Linked DNA regions of Mus musculus: region 2 is linked to region 1. Evidence: chromatin loops called from intact Hi-C (ENCODE). Cell type or tissue: left cerebral cortex. All regions are shown on one strand. Each heading gives the region's core, and the rest is flanking DNA. Links, peaks and the distances in the headings are about the cores only.

What was found. A loop is a pair of places that touch in the nucleus more often than their neighbours do. Peaks named below come from ENCODE experiments on the same cell type or tissue, not always from the same donor. Only the 100,000 strongest peaks of a DNase experiment are listed, where the experiment ranks them.
Region 2: it touches region 1 in a loop (2.7-fold over the local background); 8 of 42 quality-filtered maps call a loop at or near these places.

What each region holds. Positions count from the first base shown.
Region 1 is chr15:51,829,676-51,838,015 of GRCm38, reverse strand. The region is part of intron 2 of Eif3h (eukaryotic translation initiation factor 3, subunit H); the gene reads left to right. Among named protein-coding and RNA genes, the nearest start is that of Eif3h, 32 kb to the left of the region's middle. In left cerebral cortex, for the core only: a CTCF peak has its summit at 3,785; DNase peaks (open chromatin) are centred at 1,880, 2,856 and 3,743; H3K27ac peaks cover 436 bases.
Region 2 is chr15:51,692,901-51,701,240 of GRCm38, reverse strand. No RefSeq gene overlaps it. Among named protein-coding and RNA genes, the nearest start is that of Gm34562, 44 kb to the right of the region's middle. In left cerebral cortex, for the core only: a CTCF peak has its summit at 4,326 (motif pointing left); a DNase peak (open chromatin) is centred at 4,332.

The DNA of each region.
Region 1 (8,340 bases), core at 1-8,000:
AACTATCCACATTTGTGGGACATAGTAAATAATGTGGGCATCTCAAGAAATAAAGAGCAAACTGCTGTGATGATTTGACTTGGCATTTATTTGGAGAAAGTTTCTTGACTGATTCCTTGACTTGAGATGTGGCTGCCCCTGTAGTATGTAGGGCTCGAAGCTTTGGAGAGGCGTGCCCATGATAAGCAGGTCTTAGTGTGCTGTGCTAGTCTCAGCTTTGTGGACATTTAGTCCATAGCTCTGTATAAAACATTTAGTAAAATGTTTGATACATTTTAACTATTTAATAAATAATTCATTTTACAAGTCTAGGCAGCAGACCATGTCACAATTTATATAGTTCTGGTTTTGTTGTTGTTAGTCATGGTACTATTTGAAATGTCAAAACATAAACATTTGATGATTTTGTGGTGACCGTTGAAAGCAATGAACTAATTTAGATTAATGCCTTACCAACTTATTTTGATCACTCAGACTGTGAGTAAAACTTTAAAATGATATGCCTTGTAAGGTGGTTAGAAAATACGAAATAAAATCTAAATGTGAAACTGAAATTTCAGTATATTCAGGTCTTTTTGTTGTTCTTAAGTGTTTTTTAGGAGTACCTATAAAAGTGTGGGCAAAATCTGGCTTCATTTTAAAACTTTCAACAGTGTCATTGTGTTTATTTCATGTCTTAAATTTCACTTTTTAAAAATTAGTTGAGAAACACCATTGCGCAGAAAATGCACTGTTGAAAATCTGGTCCATGTGAAAGGTTTTTCTGCTTAAAGAAACGAAAGCGCTCTACGCCGTCCTCTCCGCGGTCCCCAAGTGTAAGTGCTATGGTTTGGAAAGAAGCCAAGGAAAACCTGTTTGAATTTTGTGCAGACTTAAAGTAATACTGTAAGATTTGAAAATTACAGGTGGATATAGTACTTAAATAGTATTTAAAATTCCTAAGTTTCCCAAGTCTAAAAACATAATCCTTAAATTACCATTCCCAGTGGTTTAAATTTTAATTAAATAAAAACTGTTTTACTTTTGATCCACAACAACTATAGGTGAAGATATTTGAATTATTACTAAATTTCAAGCTGATAATCATTAAGAATGAACTATTTAACACTAATTAAAATGTCAAAAGACCACAATTAGACCATGTAAGCAAAGGCTCTGTTATTTCTGTTTTTCTATAAACCGTTTCCTAAGAAGCAAGTTTCAACTCATTTTCTATTTTGCCTAGAAATGTTGACCAATTTCAGTCCTCCAACTAACTATATTACCTTACCTGTAAATTGTATGTGTATAACTAGACTAATTATAATTAGGTTTGGTGTTTTTGATGTGGATGTTGCATTTTCCAAAGAGAAATCTATAAGACGTAAAGTCCGTTTGTTGTGAATTAACCTTTCTGCTTGAGATTGCTCCCAGGGAGCTTTCCATACCTTCACTGTTTTCTCACCTGAGTCTTACTTAGTACCTTTGTAGAGACCAGCAAGCTTCGTTGGTACCCTTTATCTGCTTTCTGATGTAGTGAAACACAAAAGCAGTGTTTATTTTGACCTAATATAGTATAGATTTATATACCCTGAATCACTTCCTGGCCATGCTCTTGTGTGCATTTATTTACCCTTGTTTTTTCTAACATCTAACTGTTAGACATCGTTTAACATGTAGGCAGCCTCTGCTTGAATAAGGAGAGGATTGAATGTTCATTTCAGCAGTCTTTGCAGAGATACGTCCACATTATTTCTATTTGACAGAACTAGATAGGTGGTGATGCTGTACAGACGTGTTTTATAGCAGGTAAGTTTAGAGCCAGCAAGTAGGAGTCTGACTGCAGAGCTAGTTGGAACTCTAGAGATTTCTGACCTGCCGTTAGCCTGAGCAGGCTGCAAGGATGACAGCAGTAGCTGCAGCTGGGCCTCTGCCAGCCATCCTTACTGAATCTTACTATGGGTTCTGTTGGGGAAGGGGAGGACTGCACGGGTCTGCTCCTTATGGAACTTGGCTGTTTTGAGCAGCACATTTGGCTTGAAGCACGGAAGCCTAAGAGATGATGTTAGTTGTTAGGTGTTATATGATGTTAGAGGACAAAGTGAAAACTGATAAGTGAAGATGCTAGATTCATTTTGTCTGTCTGTCTGTCTGTCTGTCTGTCTGTCTGTCTCTCATCCATTCATCCAAAGTAGGATGACAAATAAATATTAATTCTGTGATTTAAAATTACTATATAACAAAATAATTTATTCTTGAAATTTTACAAACGGATCATTCTTGCATTGTATTAGTAGTATATTAGTAGTAGTGTATTTTATTCTTTTCACCTCATTTGATAGCAACTCCCGGTGCTTTAAATGTGCTTAGTGAGTTGTTTTGGTGTTTGTTGTTTGAGACAGGGCCTCGTGTAGCCAAGGCTGCCTAGAAACCTTACTGTAGCTAAGGGTCTTCTCAAACTCATTCTCCTCCTGCCTCCTTCCTCGGCGCGAGGGCTGCAGACAGGAGATGGACCACCACCTATATTTACATAGTTTTAAAGTGTATTACTAAAGTTCCTCGTATTGTGAATTATTTCTCCTTAAAATGTTTTATTTTGATTTATCATATTTCTATCAACTCAACTCGAGCTCAGTTCTACCTTCAAAACAGTAGAAATTTGGTACTAGAACAGTGTGAAGGATTAGGTGAAGAACAGTGAGGCGATGCCTTGATTTTCCTCTGGTGCTTCAGTAAGGAAAGGGATGGTAAGGAGAGGACACGGCATACTCAGACCTTAGTGTGTCTAGGTGCTTCCTATTGCTTCACAGATTCTGGGTGTGAGCGGCAAGCCAGACTGCTCTTTCTTCAGAGTCACCCATGTGTTTCTTTTCAGATTGTCTCCTACAGGGCGTTGACTAGAAAAAACACTAGTAGCTAATTATGGGAACTGTACAGGCAGACTTAATAGTTCTCACTTGGGAACTATACATTTCCATTGAGAGACATGGAAAAGGAGGTCTAGACTGAGCTTCTCTGTGGTTCTGGTTTCCCCTGCTAGTTTGCACATTTGTGATATGGATCATATGGTAAGTAGGGAATTGAGGAAAGAAGCACAAGGTTAAATTAGTGGCGCATCTAGAGATGGGAGCTCCAGCTAACATGCCTGTGCACGGAGATCCAGTTGAAGAGAACTGGACTGATCCTGCTAGTTTGTCAGAGACGCTGTCAGTGAGTGGTGCAGACCTGAAATCAGCTTACAGTATTCACTTAAAGCATTGCCATAGCTGAAGTCTGTGGTTGTTGAATTTAACCTAGATTTCAGAAAATGTAAGTTTATGTGTGTGTGTGTACCATACTCGTTAAAGATCCAGAGCAGCTCTAAGCTTTACATGAACCATAAAGTAGTGGTGGTTGAATCAAGTCAGCTCAGGCATTCTGAGCACAGTCTCTGGAAGTCAACACAGCCTCTAGTATTGCTACCCAGAATGGAGAAACTAACTGAAGTATAGATTAAGCCGAGTAGAACAAGTTCTTATTAAATGCCACTGACTGCATCTGCAAATAGCTCGAATAGATGGTTTTATTTAACGGAAGAAGTCGGTGCCTGACTGATGGCACAGGCTTTCTCGAATCCATTGCTTTGCAGATGACTTAAACAGACAGTACTGATAAAGCCTGTCATGTGAATTTCCTTCTTTACTGAGTACACAGTATGGTTAAGTGATATGTTGTGCAATGCTTCCAATCTGCTGCCTCTGCCATCTGGGCAAACAGAATGAAAGAAAAGAAACGGATCCCTCTGCTGTAAGGAGGCTGTGTGAACACTGGGTGCCACTCGTGGCACACTGAGCTGTGGCAACTGTCTTTGTGACTAGTGTAGGTAGCTGTGTGTAAAATGGAGGCCTGTAACATGCCCAACTCTCACCTTCCCTTTGGATGGCCTGGAACCCGTGGTTGGGACAGAGCAGAGCCACGTGGAAAACCTTCACGCCCAGAGGAGAAGGTACACAAGGGCGCATTACTGCACTGTTTTCAGCCAGTCCTTCACCCTAGTCTAGTGCCAAGTCTTCCGAATGGTTTGTTTTTACCAATGTTTCAGGGGGTGGGGTTGAGCTGGTGAAAGAAGGCAGATAAATTAAAATAATTTCCTCCTTTTTAAAATCCAGTGCTGCTCTAAGTCCTTGAATCAAATGTTGAGGTGGATGTAATAACTATTGGCACTTCAACATCACCGTCGTGAAATCTTTCTGGAACCAAATTATGCTCCCTAAATTCCCTAAGACATTTAGTTCCCATTTTAAAAGGCAGCAGTACCTATAGCTGGGAACATTGCCTCCGACCTTTCAAGTTGTACCGCCGGGGACCTTTGAAGGATGAAGTATTTGGAGCAATAATACACTTTTGTCGGGGCGACGTTCTCATTTGAATCTTAGGGCTGTAAAGCAGGTTTGTGTGCTTATGCTTTTCATGTCGCTGCTGCTTGTTATCATAAAATGTGTGAGCCCTTACTCTACTCTACTAACCATGGTCATCTGGTTGCCTCCCTAGGACGTAGCAGAGCCTTGAATGGATGCTAATAGTACAAAGCCACTGTGGTTTCTGAGGCTTGCCAATCATGGCTCCAGTTCTGAAACATTCAAAATAAAACCCACTCTTTCTTTTTACTTTGACTTTTTACTTTTTTTATTTTCTTTTTGAAAAAAGAGTTGTCTTATCAGAAAACATGGTAATTTCAGCAGATCATTAATGGGAAGGAATTAATAACAGAAAGTGGTTGTTGACCCCAGGAAGTAGGTTAAATAGTGCAGCGTGGTAATAAGGACCACATATGATAAGGCGAAGGCACCTGGGTTTTATTAGGCTGCTTGATACTTTGATCACAATATTATTTCAAGGCTTGTCTATTTAAATTGCTAAGGTTTCTTGTCATCATGATTTAGATCACAATTTCTTTCATTGCAAAGAGATTTTCTTTTCTTTTTCTTTAAAAGAAAGATTCTGGCCAAGCCAAAATTTGGAGGAGGTGCAAGTTCAACAGCTAGAATAATCTTAGAACAAGAAAACCATTGCATAGAGACTTGAAAGCCACCGGATACCAGGTCCATCTGACTTCTCCATAGCTTTTGCCTAGACCATAATTACACTTCATATGGTAGGGAATGCTATAAGGATGACTGGAATAATTCAATTAATTATTGTTTGATATAAATATACACATTTGAAACATATTTCATGTTTCGAGACGGCACTGAGGTTCTCAGCTTTCCCTCCCAACTGCTAAGTGGTTTGATGAACATCTTCAAGAACGTATGGAATTATTTTTAACTGCTTCAGCCATAATGACTGAATTATACTAATCACAGAAGTTAACTTGCTTGATAAATTGTCTTGCCTTTGAACCTGAAATCTTTAAACTTCAGTTAGCTTAATGCCAGTAAATGAAATTTTTACTCATCAGGACCATCAGCGTTTCCTTCCACTGATTTTCTTTATCATAGAAGTAGTCTTTCACTGCTATTTAATGGTTGTTTGTTATGTGTTACAGCAAATGCCTTAGCTTGAAAAAACATTTATTTTCAGTAGTGAAGAAAGGAACGGGAAGGGTTAATAATTTAAGATACTATTATTAGCTTAGTAGTAACGATGGTCATTCAGCAGTGTTTAACATTTATATGTGATATGCTTTGTACATTTATTCACATTCCCACTAATTATCATTGTTTTGATATTTGAGTACCCTGTTATAACTGCTATAATTTTACTTCAGTGTTTCCATTTCCCTGTGTAACTTAAGCCTTGTTAAAAGCATATAAGAATTTAAGTCCCCTTTGATTTGCCCTTGGTAGTAAAAGGAATATGTGGACTTGACATTCAGTATTATTTTTTATTTTCCCTAATCAGAAAAAAAAGAGGAAAAAGTAAAATTAAGCAAAAGACTTGAGTATTGGAAAGGTTGCTTACCAAGAGCTATGATTCTTGTCTTGAAAGTAGGGTCCTATTTTAACTTGTCATGTACAACTTGTTGAATCAGGAAAGATGAACTTGAACAAAAGATGGAGGCATAGATTAGGGACATATATTCGATACAAGCATAGAATGAGAAGATCTGTCAGGGAAAGCAGAGATTTATTTACCTTGGAAATGGGCTGAAAAAATAGTAAGTAGAGCCAGCTTCTGGGATGCTTGAAAATGCAGTAGTCAGTCGGTATCTAGCATTTTGTGGCTTGGGGAGGGCCACCAGAAGGAAAGGAGAGCTTGAAAGAAATAGTTAGTAACCGTAGGTGGACAGGAGGAGTTGGGAGAGCAGAGAAGGTGGACTAGAGGTTTGCTACCAAGTAACTCCAGTGTCCAGAGTTAAGTTTTTGTTCATTAGCCCCTTTTAAAATATTTCATATAATATACTGGTTCAGTGATAAGTGGTATGTGCTAAGGTCAGATATGTAATACATGTAAGCTGTTGGTGACAGGCCAGGAGGTTCACACATTTCATAGTAACTGTCATCCTTACTGAAATGAGGTATTTAAATTCAGTAACTGTAGAGAGTTGTTTAGGTTATTTAAAATACATAGAGAGTGTGAACTAGTCAGTGTGGTGTGGATGTGAGGTGATATTTTTAAGGCTATCTTCTAGGAAGATGATTATTAAACTTCAAGCAGAGCTCAGACCTACTAAATATACAAGGATGGTGCTATTCCTCAGTTGTGTCACCTCAAATGCAGTTTAAACGACTTGGTAACCTGACTGATCCATTGAATGGGTATTTTAGTAGTGCCATCCATCTTTAAACCTTTACGGTGTTGGGGGAGTCCACAGCCAAGGGGAAGGGGAAACATAAAATTTATAAGATTGCCTAAATAATACTTGAAATGCTTTCCTTAAAAAATCCCTTAAAGTGGATGTTTTTCCATGGATAATTGAAACTTCTCAGACTAATGTCTTTCACTTAAAAAATAGGAAAGGAAATTAGAATCACTCTTAATTTCCCTTTCATGCAGCTATTCTTCATTATTTGTTTAGCTATTGATTCCAGCGATCTCCTCTTATCTGTTGATTAATCCTATTCTACATATGGAACAAACCAGCAGCGGTGTTCACTAACAGCAAATACCGAGGCTTTAGCAGTAGAATAGTTTTACCGCTATTAGGAACTAACTATAACAGATCTTCTCCTCCAGTTTTAAAACTGGATAGATGATTGAAGAGTAAAAGCCCCGGCCCTAGAGGTTAGCTCTCGGGTGTAGCCATCTTTGTTGTCTTGTTCACTACCATTATTGATAATGCTAGCGCTCTAAGAATACTGGTCATCGTTACCACTTTCTTAGTGTTTGGCAGGTACCAAATATTCTATTGAGCACTTAGCAAGTATCAGTTTAATCCAGAACACTTACGTGAAACTTGGTTCCTGCTATTTTAGTCCATTTGTAGAGAGGGGTAAGATTGAATTAGGAAAAATGAAGATAAATAACCAGGGCAGAAGGCAGTCCAGCTTGACCCTGAGTTTGAACTGTGTAGGACCAGACGCACTCTGGATCTTGAAGGTGTGTGTTCTCTTCTGTGAATGTTTGCATAGTCACATTAAGTAGCCCTACTCTAAAAATTCAAAACCTGTAGTGTTCCTAAAGCATTTGGTCTCTGATAAGACCCTCTTACGGGTAGTGTTTGACCTATATGCATTTGAGCCCTGAGCTTGGTCCCTAGTGCAACTGCCACAACCTGGGTGTGGGTGGGGGTGGGGGTGGTGGGGTGGGGTCACATTTGTAGTATCTCTAATGCTGGACTCCCAGGTGAGATGCTCTCAGTAAGTGTTGTGATGAAATGACAGGCCTGAGACATACTTGAGTAAAGGTCCTTTCAGCAGGAGGGCGGTGTGTTTGCTCCACCTGGCATTTCATGAGCAGGGTCTTGCAGACAGGTGGTTCCTGTTCTTACCTCAGCTTTCCCCTCACTCTGCCAGCTGTACCGAAGCGTTTGTTTACCCTACAAGTCCAGAGTCTAACTTGTTCCTAGACAGTGATTACCTTAGCCCCTCTGCACCTCCAGTTAATTAACTCCTGCTTCTGTGTCAGGACTCAGTTTAGATATTTTCCCTAGACCCCACACACATAGCCTCGCGGCAAGCCCGGACTACATACATGTTCACAGATCAAACGCTTACCCCACAGTGGTGCTTACCCCATTACAATTATTGAATACCTTTATTCTGAAATTGGATTTACAGAGGTTGCAAAGATAGTACTCTTGGCACACCCTTTAGTCAGCACATGGAGATGTTCTTTATTTCTGACTCCTCTGGTTTGAGGATGGAGGTGTTGAGATACACTAAATAGCACAGGCTGGCTTTGAACTTGATATTCTTGCCTGAATCTCCAAGAGTGCTA
Region 2 (8,340 bases), core at 310-8,309, 140 kb after region 1:
AATCATTGAAAAAAGAAAATGACACCTGAGAAATGATGTTCAAGGTTTTCTTCTGGCCTCTGTTTGCACACACACACACAAGTACATTTATATGTACCCATGTACAGACAAACGAGCACACACATACATACACATATTCATACAAAGCCAACATAATGAATAAAGTGACATCTCTAAGATGCAAAGCCAAGCCAAACCAAACGCAACCAAAAAGATTTCAAAGCATTCTAAGTCATTCTTTCCTCTTCCAGAATTGGTTAAGCTCATCTAGTTTGCTATCGGTAGATAGACCCATAACAAAGCACATTGTTCCCTGGGGTTTACTGAGCTAGTTCAGAGTTCACCTTATAAACGTGCAGGGTAAAAATAATACTCAGGTGCCTTTAAAATTTGTGATGATTGATCTGAGACTTCAATTCTCCTAAATGCTCTAGTGCTTCAAACTAATGGATTCCAAGTGGACGCTTGTAAACAAATGTTTCCAATTTTACATACATGCTTTAATATAAAAAATTACGGAAGAGAGTAAAAATTGCTTACAACTTGTTACTTGGTACTTGCATGGCTTATCCATGGATCGCCACACCTGTAGTCACTGCATCATGAATGACAGTAGGAACTTGCCGGAGCAGACGCTAACAGTGGTGGCCAGTGGTCTGCTTCCAGGACATTGCTACATTGTATCAATTAGTTATATTTTACAAATTTTATAAAGTCACACTCACATGTACTTTTTAACAGGACTTGTGCATATACACTTGGCAATGCTATAAGGCCTGTTGTTTGGCCAAACACAGAAGTATTTATTATGAGGGTATTTTATTTTGTTGTCTATGTTTTGAGAAAAAGTCTCTGAACATAGTTCAGGCTGGCCTTGAACTTGGCAGTCCTCTTGCCTCTGCCTGCCAAGTGCTGGGTCAATAGGTTTATCATACCATGTCTAGCCTATGACTTAGATGGGATTAATACTTTCATGATGAAACTCTAAGTAAAGCACATTCTATCCTGTGAATAGGTGGACAGATTTCATCAAATCAGTTAGGATCTCGAAGACAAGGACTGATAGAGTGATTGGCACAGATTTTCTACTTTCTTCCTTCTGGGATTCACTCCACTGACTGCAGCAAATCAGTTTTGCTGACGTTTAGTGTGCCTGTTTGCTCTGTGAGTTTTAGACTTGTTAGCACACACAGTATATACAAAACAGAAGTCTCTCTCTCTCTCTTTCTCTCTCTCTCATTTTACTTCTGTGGACAATACAATAGTAATTTAATCTTATTTATTTATTTATTTATTTAGGTGGTAACTGTCCACATTTTGTCCTGCATAGAATTGCAATGATAGTATTATAAATTTCTTAAGTTACCAAACAAAGGTAGGTTGCATACTTAGAATTTTATGCCCTTCTAAGTACGCACTCCAAAGTGATACAAAATGCTCTTCTTCTCTACAGCACTGCCTTAAAGACATGTATTTATCTGTCGTAGTCTGTCGGCTCTGCTCTAGCCGAACACTGGCCAAGAGATTTATGATGAACAGAAATGTCCTACTCAAATCAAAACAACTCTGAGATTCCATCTCACACCAGTCAGAATGGCTAAGATGAAAAATTCAGGTGACAGCAGATGCTGGCTAGGATGTGGAGAAAGAGGAACACTCCTCCATTGTTGGTGGGATTGCAAGCTTGTACAACCACTCTGGAAATCAGTCTGGCGGTTCCTCAGAAAATTTGACATAGTACTACCGGAGGATCCAGCAACACCTCTCCTGGGCATATATCCAGGAGATGCCCCAAACGGTAAGAAGGACACGTTCTCCACTATGTTCATAGCAGCCTTATTTATAATAGCCAGAAGCTGGAAAGAATCCAGATGCCCCTCAACAGAGGAATGGATACAGAAAATGTGGTATATTTACACAATGGAGTACTACTCAGCTATTAAAAAGAATGAATTTATGACATTCCTAGGCAAATGGATGGACCTGGAGGGCATCATCCTGAGTGAGGTAACCCAATCACAAAGGAACTCACACAATATGTACTCACTGATAAGTAGATATTAGCCCAGAAACGTAGGATACCCAAGATATAAGATACAATTTGCTAAACACATGAAACTCAAGAAGAACGAAGACCAAAGTGTGGACACTTTGCCCCTTCTTAGAATAGGGAACAAAACACCCATGGAAGGAGTTACAGAGACAAAGTTTGGAGTTGTGATGAAAGGATGGACCATCTAGAGACTGCCATATCCAGGGATCCATCCCATAATCAGCCTCCAAACGCTGACACCATTGCATACACTAGCAAGATTTTGCTGAAAGGACCCTGATATAGCTGTCTCTTGTGAAACTATGCCGGGGCCTAGCAAACACAGAAGTGGATGCTCACAGTCAGCTATTGGATGGATCACAGGGCCCCCAATGGAGGAGCTAGAGAAAGTACCCAAGGAGCTAAAGGGAACTGCCACCCTATAGGTGGAACAACATTATGAACTAACCAGTACCCCGGAGCTCTTGACTCTAGCTGCATATGTATCAAAAGATGGCCTAGTCAGCCATCACTGGAAAGAGAGGCCCATTGGTCTTGCAAACTTTATATGCCCCAGTACAGGGGAACGCCAGGGCCAAAAAGGGGGAGTGGGTGGGTAGGGGAGTGGGGGGGGTATGGGGGACTTTTGGGATAGCATTGGAAATGTAAATGAGGAAAATACCTAATAAAAAAATTAAAAAAAAAAAAGAAAGAAATGTCCTACTCACACTTCTGGAAGCTGGGACTCAAGCACAGGTAGCAGCAGGGTTGACGTCTGAAGGCCCCACCTCCTCTGTTTCACTTCATGTGACGGAAGGCAGAAGGGAAAGAAAGGGGCTGGTCCTGAAGGGTGTTTTGTAGGGTGTAATGAAGGGAGAACCTTCATCACGTTCGTCCTCTAGAGCCCCAACCTTTTAATGGCACTAGAGTGGAGATTAAACTTCAATGTGATTTTAGGTAATGAGGTAGTGCTATGGGTTATGACTTATGCCATAGCACCAGCCCACTATTAAAATATGAGATGTTGAAAACAAATAATGTTATTTCAAAGTTAATTCTTGCTAGGCCCTTGAAATCCTTATGTAACCAAGGCTAGACTTGAACTCCTGATCTTTGTACCTTTGCCTCTCATGTGCTGGCTTTACAATCACGTGCAACAACACCTGGCTGGAGAAAGAATTTTAAAGGTTTAGGTTTATAAACTAGGTGGTACTTTATGTCCTTCTGTCTCCAAAAGTGAATCACGAGGTCTTCGTTACTGTTTTTTTTTTTGCTGTGAGGAGACACCGTGGCCAAAGCAATTTGTAACATAAAACATTTCATTGGGGTTTGCTTACAGCTTCTGAGGGCTAGTTCATGACCACTATGGCAGGGAGCTTGGCGACAGGTAGGCATGGCGTGGCAGTGGAACTGCAGCCAAGGGCGCACATCTGATCTGTAAGCTGCGGGCAGAGATGGAACAGGAGCAGAGATGTTGCACCGGCACACTTCCTTTGTGAAGTTCGCCTCCTAATCAACCCTTCCCAAACAGTCTACCAACTGGGAACCAAAGACTCGAATATGCGAATCTATGGAAGTCGTTCTCGTGTAACCTGCCATACTGTGTCTCTCATTCCCAAACATTTTTAACACTTTAAAAACAAAAACAAAAATATGGAGACAGAATTTCCTAACCTTCTGGGAAGTCCAGTGAAAAGATTTAAGGTACGATATCTCTCAGTTTGCCACAGGAGCGAGTGGCAAAGGAAAGATGGACCGTATCAGTGAAATTTTAACCAGGACCTTTGCATAATTAACGCATTACAAGTAGGACATTATAAGTTCAGATACCATTGTGTTTGCTTGACTGGACCTTACACACACCTATGAGGATAACCTTTAATTCGGAATGCAAATAAACCGAAGTGGCAAATGCTGAATAATGATTTCACTGAAAATTTTTCTCGAAGTAACACCAGATAGTCACCATTTTGTGTGCACTGAGCAAGGTAATTTTTACCATAGAGTTAATATTTTGGTTTGGTGTTAACATACCATATGATGGTAGTCCTTATTTTAACTTCTGGTTTTGGTCCTATTCTAAGATGGCATAAACAAATAAATGCAAGCGTGTTGAGGATGGGTGTTAGAAGGGCCTGTGGGCTGAGCTCAGTGGGAGAGAACTTGCCTACCTTGCAGGGAGCCCTGAGTTCAACTCCCCAGTTCCACAGAAGAGAAGGGATGGAGTAATTAGAAAGGTTTGGAGCTAAGGTTAGGCTCTTAAAGGTAAATGACTGAAGTGCGCCCCCATGTGGTGGGGGGAAAGGCCACAGCCACTAGCCACAAGCTACAGGGCGATACCCAAGAACTGGAAGTAAGAAAACAATCTGAACTCAGTGGAAAACCTCAGGGGCATCGAGGGACGCTGAGGGCGACAGTGCCAACTGGCATCTGTCCAGGATGCTAATGCCCCTCTTCTTACAGAAGTATCGAGGGACCGAGGGAGGAGGCGGGAAGGAGGCTAACTTGGAAGCCTATCAGGAAATACAGGAAATTTAATTTTAAAATTAGAAAAAGTTTTCATTTAATAGGATTAAGGAGAGCATTGGGTAAGTACTGTTTAAAAATGTAAAACTGCTCAGAATGGCAGCCGGCCAACCATCTATAGTAAGTCGCTTCTCCTCCCCATTATCTAGAATGGTTCTTTGTGTTTAACTTTTTCCCTCTGAAATACTAAACCCGTTGGCTGCTTGATCCATTTTAGCACATGCTTGCAAATGGAAGACATACAACATGAGGGTGTGTTTATTATTATTTTTTTCTTTAGACTGTAACTTTGGTTAAAACTATTGAAGTCCTGGCTTAGGGCTGGAGGAAAGGATTCCCTTTCTCAGGTAGCCAGAGTGGTCCTTAAGCAAAAAGGAACTAAGAGGCCCGAAACCAGATAGGAATAGAACTGATACCAGAATTTTTAATGCTGGAATACTACCCACGAACAGGCTCGGTTAGGCAGGTGCGCGCGCTGTGGCTCTTGGAGACACAGGGTGGGATGAAGTCTTCAAAGAGTACACTGTGTTTGGCTGCACAATTGTCTTTCCTCTTGGCAAAAGCTTGACTATTATACAAGGGTGGAGAGGAAGGCTAGGAAGAGATGAGGCCGGGTACACCCCACAACAGATTTCACCTTTAGGACCTCTGGGGGTTTAAATAAAATTCAAGACATAGAGTCAGTTCTTGAATACGTGACTTACCACTTAGCACATGGTATTTTTCAAGTCCAAGTTTGCAACTCTTTAAGGTGTATTTTTCCAAACCCCTTATTTTTCCATACTTATATATGGGACAGCCAAACTCTGATTCCCAGAAGACTGTGGACGATGCTTAAATCCCTGACTAGGCATTTAAGAAAGCAGGTATGACATCTCTTTAAGTCCTGGAGGAGAAGTGGTCTGTCTTTGAAATGAAATAACCCCCAGGATACAGTCCCTTGGTATCCTCAGTACACTGTTTCCAGGATCCTTCCCACTGACACAGAGCCTGCTCTCAGATTCCAAATCCACTGTGCAAAGCTACAAAGCTGCACAGTGACTGCACAGATGTCCAGATAGACTCATAATGAGTAGAACATCTCTGGATTTTTGTAACACAAGTTAAATGCATCTGAGTAGTCCTGAAGCTGAAATTTTGGAGGAAATAATAACACAAATATAGTCACACTCAGGAGAGTTGTGATTTTTGTGGGTTTAAAAAATACTTTTCATTTGAAGCTGTTTGGCTCCATGGAGATAGAGCCCATGGATAGAGAGGACCAGTTACATGTACAGAGTCTGACCACTTCTCAAATACCTATTGTTATCTTGGTGTCCAAGCCACCATTGTCCCCTGGCCTTTTCTAATGCTCCTTAGCTGCTGTTCTCTCTGCTCCCACTTTTGTTCCAGTGGAGCCTGTTGTAAGCACAGAGTCACAGTGACCATCTGCTAAGTAAGACCGTGTTCCTCCATCTTCAATGGCACCCATTTTTACTCAGATGAAGAGCCCAAGTCCCTCAAAGGCCTAAGGACTCTGCTGGGCTGGCCCTGTGCATACCTCCTGTCTCCCCTGCTCATACTTACACCTAGCCATGCATCTCTCTGTGCTTCATCAAGTAGCCCAAGTGCAGGCTTTCTTTTTTTTTCTGAAATATTTCTCTGAAATATTCTTCCATCAAACAGCTGTGTGAATTTTTTTATGCCCCTTGCCATTTGCTGATCTCTAGCATGGCAATATTCTGTGGTATTTCCTTTAGAAGACTTTTCACTACCTATCACCTACAAGGATTTATCTTTGTATTCTATATAGATGTGCCCGGGTCTTCTTTAGAGACACCATCTGTGGTGTCCATGCCTGCTGGGACTGTACTACTATTTAACAGCGATCTGTTTATTTCTAGCTTATGTAAAATGATCTTGAGTTTTATAAAGTCAATATTTCTTTATTTGGGGGCAGTTATATTGAACCATTGAAGACTTCCTGTGTGGATTCTTGAAGTGATTTTGGATGGCTGAGGTTTAGCTATAAGGATATTTCTTGTGAAGTGAATTATACTCTCCTGTGACCTCACCAGACTGTAGACTTGACCCTTACTGCAATGGTGGTTGGTGAAAGATGCTGGGGATAGAATGATGCTATTAACTCAATAGGACTGATGACCTTACAGGAGAGAAAAACCTTTGTTCTCTCTTTACCTATACAAAAGATAGGTCATATGAGGAAACAGTGAGAACGTAGACTTCACGTTCGAGGCAAGAAGCATCCTTACCAGGAACTGGGTCTGTAGGCACCTGGACTTCCTGGAGCCCAGAACTACAAGAAATAAACCTGTGTTAAGCTCAGCAGTCTGATGTGATATTTTGTTTTGGCACCATGAGCTACCTTCCAGAACGACAGAGAAATACGAGAAGAATAGCTTGTCCAGAGGAAGTTTTAGATGCTACTTGGCCACCTACTATTGTTTTTGTACGTTTTTTATAAGCACATTGTTTAATGGCTATATAGTATTATTAAATGAATTTTTCGGAAATAAGGATGAACTCAGGACCTTACAGAGGCTAACAAGACAACCACTTTCCCATGGAGCTGACTACTATCTGGAGGGTCTCCAGAATTGTCCAGGCAAGCCACAAACTTGTAATCTTCTGGCCTTAGACTCTCAGTAGCCAGGACTGCATATGTGTGTTGTGGCTGCTCATGGCTAGAATTGGAGTAGTTCCTAAAGTAAAGATTTCAATGAGATAAAAACCCTAGTCATCAATACACTAACTCAAGAATAACTTTTATTGAAGGCACTGATGTGTGGATGCCCTGTTTGTCATCTTTCCATTACTGTAACAAAATACCTAAGGTAATTAACTTAAATAGAGGAAAGGTTTATTTTGGCTGATGGTTTTGGCAGTTTCAGTTGTTACTTTCTGGCTGGTGGTAAGTCAGTCCATTCTGCAGGGAATGTATGAAGGATAAATCTGCTTATTCCATGGTATCTAGGAAACAACCAAGAGGAAGAAAGAGGAGAGGATGGGGGTCCCTGTTTCAGTGACCCAATTTCATTCCACTGTGTCTAATCTCTCTCTCCCCCCCATATTTTCAGTTTTCCCTTATTTATTTATTTATTTATTTATTTATTTATTTATTCCCTTTATCCCAATACCCTCTCTCCCCTTCCTCCTGGCCCCCCTCCCATACTTTCCCTCACGCTCCCTCCCCTTCTCCTCTGAGAGGGGGAAGCTCCACCTCAGTATTCCCCCTCCTCATACATCAAAAAATTCCATCACTTCTCCATATTGCTGAGACTGAGACTTTGACATAGAAATGATTGGTAGGAGCTTGCCGAAGCCTGGTTAGAGGCAGTTTTTTGTCCTTATATTTCCAGTTCCAGGAGCTCTGAGAGAGGCTCCCTAGCCCCCAGCAGTGCTTGTGTTCCTCAGTCCATTCTTTCTAAACACAGCCTGGGGGTATATCCTGCTGCAAAGATAGCTTTGATATTTTAGATGGTTGTAACTTGAAATCCGAACCATATCCCACCAGATCTGGGACGTGGGAAGGAAACAGCCCATAACCAAATCAGCTTCTTCTGCAGTCCAGATTCAAGTTTTGATACTCAGGAACTTTCTATCAAATTTCTACCACGGGCCTTGAAGGAGCTTCCTGCTTCTTACTGTAACCCACTTCTAAAGAAGGTGCTTGTGCTGGGACAGTGCTGGGAGGTCCCGTGCATAATGTCATGGCTTCTCATTTTCTACCAACTTTACAAAAGGATTACAACAAACAAGAGATGTTGCCACAAGGAAGGAGT